2 separate regions of the Mus musculus genome follow, and region 1 is linked to region 2. A link is a loop called in an ENCODE intact Hi-C map of the cell type or tissue named here. Cell type or tissue: heart. All regions are shown on one strand. Region 1 overlaps Plcl2 (phospholipase C-like 2). Region 2 overlaps Tbc1d5 (TBC1 domain family, member 5).

Region 1 (2,500 bases), 130 kb before region 2:
ATTGTGCATTTTATTAATGCATTCCATCTTCTGAACAGGATAGCTTCCTACAACACCAACATTGTATATTGTTACACTCTGTATCTTACCCAAGACATCTGTTCTAGCCTTCTGTGCAGAGTGGTGACTTGAATGTTAACTAGCAAAAATGTGATTTGACTTTTATTAAGTATTCTGTTAAGCACATGTATAAGTATTTTTGAATTTTGTTGAATTTTAAGCGGGAACTGTTTATTAATTCAGTTATTTGATTATGTCAGTTTTGCAGATTCCCTGGTTGATGAAATTTGATTGATGTCTTCTATAATGGGTTTTTGGTTTTTAGCTTGATTTTAGTAACGAAATGCTTGCTCTACTAAGCAGAGTGTCCTACCCCAGGGACTGCTCTGGTGATGAATAGAGAGTGGCTGCTCAGTCAGTCTCCAGGTGTCCTAGGCATAAGGACATTACTAGTCGAGCCAAGATTATCTTTTGGTTGCCCTTGCTACCTACGTAGAAATACTTAGAGCCCTGGTCTTTCATTTCTCATGCTTACAGTTATTGTAAGGGCATACGATCATTAGTCATATGAAGACTTGGTAATTTGTACTGAGTTCAGAAGATGTCTGTATAAGATTTTGCTTTAGAAGTGATTCTTACAGTGTTTACAGAACTTCGGTCTTGGAAAGGAAGGTATAGGTCACCAAAATAAGAAAGAGCTGCCAAGTATTTCTAGCTTTTTAAACACAAATTTATACTCACATTAGATAACATTTCATTTAAACGGCTCAGTGAAAATAGGAATTCTGACCAGTGTGACCCCGGGGAGTCTAGGCTGGGGCTCCCTGAGGTTTAACAGATTTCAGGGAGAGAAATGTTTTCTTTGGTGTTAAGTAGAGAGGGAGTTGGGCAGGCAAGGTTTTCTCTCTAGTGAAGACCTCCAACCATGATGGGCTGGCAGTCTGTAGCCTCTCCTCCATCCAGGGAGACAGAGCCTTGCAGGTCAGAACTGGCCATGGGAACAGCACTGATGGGTGGCAAGGCTTCTGCAGTTGGTTCTTTCAGGAGAAGCTGGTGGCAGAGAGAATTTGGGGGTGGGAGGTGAGGAAATTTTTAATAAGGAAACTCTGTTCCTAGGAATATGTAGCACTCAGTGAAGTGTAAGATGTTAAAAGACACACACACAACACACACACACACACACACACACATACACACAACACACACACACACACACACATACACACAACACACACACACACACACAGAGACACATACACACACACACACAACACACACACACAACACACACACACACACACACACACACACATACACACAACACACACACACAGAGAGAGAGAGAGAGAGAGAGACAAAGACAGGCAGAGTTAGGCAGAGGAATAGGGCAGATCCTTTTCTGAGACAGCAGAGCAATGTGGTTTTTAGAGACAGGCAGAGAGTATTGCACAGGGAAGCCCTGCCTCGTGGGAACATCAGGGGAAAGGGCAAAGGGAACTTGGGACAGGGCTGGGCGTGGGTGTCCCTTCAGTCGGGGCTCAGCAGTGCCACCTGAAGCTGCAAACTGGGCCATGCGAGGTGGTGTGGGAGGCAGTGTCTGAACACCATGTGAGTAAAACCAAAATATAAATAGCACAGGGCTATTCAGGAATGAGTGTGTCTACATTAACACACCCTTTCTCGGGCGAGTAAATGGTCAGGGGCACAGGAACTGAGCAGGAACCTGCAGAGGAAGAAGCATCATAAAAAGTATTTTTAAAACATGTATAAACACTGATAAAATTTGCCAAATTCTAGAAAAAGAAAAAAAAATCCCCCTGTCATCTCTATTTCTTTTTCCGTGACCAGAGCCATAGCCTTGCTTTGACTGGCCTGGCGGTGCCTTGTTTTGCTTTTTCTCGTCACTGAATTGACTTGCTTCAGGACGGTCAGAGAACGCACTAGCAGGAAACACATGTTTTTAGCGGGTGGTTTTAAGCGGGAAATTGTCTCTGGGGGAGACAAAATCAATTACATGCTTTCTAATAAGAATGAACACCACCTTTGCTTAATTTCCACTCCCTCTTGAAACCTCATTAAAAACGACCACAGGGCCTTTGTCTTTTCTTCAAAATCCATAAAGACAAAGAGAACAGGAAGAGCAAGATCCCCAGAAACAGCTGAACACAGCAGTGGCCAAATAAGTGATAATTGCTTATCCGCAGCCTCAGGAGCTGCCAGAGGCTGCGTGGCAGCCATGGCCAAGGGCTGGGGGCTAAGCGGGAGGGATGTGAGAAGCAATCTCATTCCCACTGCAGACCACCTGCTTGGATGAGGAGTGCCCGGCAGTCAGGGAGCCAGTGAGGTAGGGAGAGGCGGGAACTGTCTCAAAGCTGGGTCAGGAAGCAGTCAGAGCTGCTACCTACCTGACAGTGGTGAAGGTTAAGAATGGCAGCCTCATCCTTCAGACAGAGAAGTCAGAGGTAAAGCTGGGAAACTTTCCAACAGCGTAACAATGTAA
Region 2 (2,500 bases):
GTCTGTGGATAGGAACTCAGCTCAGTTAGGTGAAGCAGCTGCAAAGGTTCCTTCCAGACCTGCCCTACTGTTACTAGGCCTGAAGATCCTCTGATGAGATCAGCACTTTCATTCTTTCTGGACGAAAGCCCTGTAGATTAATGTAACTTTCTGGAAAAGTTAAACATAAAAAATTAGGTGCTCAGGACAGTTTTTGTTGTTGTTGTTTTTTGTTTGTTTTTAAAATCACAGTTAGATACTAAGGGCAAATAGGGAGACAGCATTATAACCTCCAGAATATGACTTTTAGCCTCGGCCAACTTTCATCTGCACAGAGTAGCTGAGAGCTCTCTTCTCCTCCTTTATCTGGCACATGTGTAATTTAGGGAACAAATACTACAGTTCAGTGTCGCTTTTTAAGAACACATAAATATTAAGTTTCCAGAAAGGCCATTGGAAGTAAGCAAATGTTATCAATGACATATTTAATCTAGCGTGATTCAAACCTATAGGAATCGCTGGCCAGGCGCTGCTAACACATCCAACTGTTTGACTTCAGCTCTCCTCAATTTGTGTCTATGCCTCCAGGCAGCGTTCACTGTGGGTACAATCTGGCATCTCTGCGTCCTCCAGAGTTGATGGAGATGAAGAGAGACGACAGGGGAAGAAGACCAACCAGGAGGGGATGATCGTCTTACTGTATCCCTAAGGGTAGCATCCTGCCCATGAACTTAACAGTTAAGGGGCAGCAATACATTTTCTATGAGTCTCTCTCTCTCTCTCTCTCTCTCTCTCTCTCTCTCTCTCTCTCTCTCTCTCTCTCTCTCTGTGTGTGTGTGTGTGTGTGAGTGTGTGTTGGGATTAAATAAATTTATCGAGGCAGTAAGAAGATAAAAGCCAGATTTAAAATCCCACTTAGAAAAGCAAACTCAAGATAGCACACTCTGCACTGTGCAGACAGCTTGTGAAAATGCTCCTTCTGCCACCCCATGCCTCTGTGGTGGAATTACATGAATGGAGAGACTACAAAGACAGAAGTCACGCACAAGAGTCTAAGTCTAGTCTCTCAGACCTTAGCTGACTCACCGGCAGAGAGACTATGAACAAAGTTCAAACAACTAATTTAATGTCATACCACAAATATATGAATTAACTTGAAATTAGATTGAAATTAGATTAAAATTCTTAAGTAAGTCTTCTAAAAAGCTAAAAACCAGTTGTGGCATCTAAGTTGATTTGTATCTATTTATGTCCATAAACTACATTAAGTAGGAAAGTGTATTGGTGCTTCAGGAAAGCCACTCTGTTCACTTTCTCTTCTACATCACCAACATACCTCAAAGCCTGAAAATGGAGCCCTAAAAGCTGCCTTATTAAAACAAAAATTTTCTTTTAATTTAAATGCTTCAGAGAAGGACAGGATCAGCCAGTCTGGAAAGCAACTGTCCAGCCAGTTGTTGGCCGCCCATTATACCCTCCCCTCACAGCCTCATCACAGTTAGAGTTCTTCATGTTAAACTTCCATCTTAACAGTGCCTAGAAGGGTGAACACAGAGTTTAATTCTGGCCAACAGGAGGAGAAAGCAAGCCTGCTGGGGATCTCCCACAAGAGGGTATGGCTGCTTCTATAGTGTCAACAGACGCTACAAGAGTCTAATGACTCTTGTATTGATGAGATATTTTTATTTACTTATTATTCCGCTTTACCATAAAAATTTACTATAGGACAATTTTTTAGACATTCCTTATATAGATAAAATGTTCATAATTCCAATTCTAGAATATGGAGTAAACAATGATCAAGCTGGCTATACTTCCAGAGTAAGTACTCCTTTTAATCTTTCTTCATTTCACTGTGTCATGACTAAGATTACGCTGATGGATTAACTAATGCTAAGATATTAAATTCTATTAATATGATCATTTTTAAGCTACCAAAGTGCACTAAGAGGATCCCCACCACCTGCGTTGAGCACTCCTGGCAGCTGCCCTATGCTCTTGCATGTCGGGGGACCAAGTCATCTACTCTGTGTAGTGCAGACATTCTGATTTCATATGCTTTGTAGAGGACCCTGAATCACAGACATGCTTAGATTATTGGAGGTTGGTATGTAATCATCACAAAGCAAGACAAAATACCTTGCAATTCATTAGGAGTTTAAAAATTGCTCCTGGTTAGTATATCAGTTTTAGCATTTTCCCTTATTATTTATTTTCTCTATCCTTAAATCTTAGCAAAATCTCTTAGGAACAGGTGATAATGAGAGTAGATCATGACTAAACAAGCACAACTCACTTAACAGTCAAACACGTGGCCAACACAAAGATTTCTAGAACTAAAAACTAGGTGTCGGCATGTAAAATAAGGCAAAATATCAGAACTTAATTAAAATCTCAATTTAATGAGGTAAACCTTCTTTTCTAGCTATTTAGAAGCTGATTATGGGATGGATCCCCGGATATGGCAGTCTCTAGATGGTCCATCCTTTCATCTCAGCTCCAAACTTTGTCTCTGTAACTC

What was found. Hi-C counts contacts between places; a loop is a spot of excess contacts. Peaks named below come from ENCODE experiments on the same cell type or tissue, not always from the same donor. Only the 100,000 strongest peaks of a DNase experiment are listed, where the experiment ranks them.
Region 1: a loop joins it to region 2, with 2.5 times the contacts of the local background. A loop is called at or near these places in 8 of 42 quality-filtered maps.

Annotation. Positions count from the first base shown.
Region 1 is chr17:50,641,983-50,644,482 of GRCm38, forward strand. All of the region lies in intron 4 of Plcl2 (phospholipase C-like 2), which reads left to right. Among named protein-coding and RNA genes, the nearest start is that of Plcl2, 130 kb to the left of the region's middle. In heart, a CTCF peak has its summit at 1,552; a DNase peak (open chromatin) is centred at 1,569; H3K27ac peaks cover 1,032 bases.
Region 2 is chr17:50,774,483-50,776,982 of GRCm38, forward strand. The region is part of intron 18 of Tbc1d5 (TBC1 domain family, member 5); the gene reads right to left. Among named protein-coding and RNA genes, the nearest start is that of Gm41598, 15 kb to the right of the region's middle. In heart, a CTCF peak has its summit at 980; no DNase peak of the experiment used is centred here.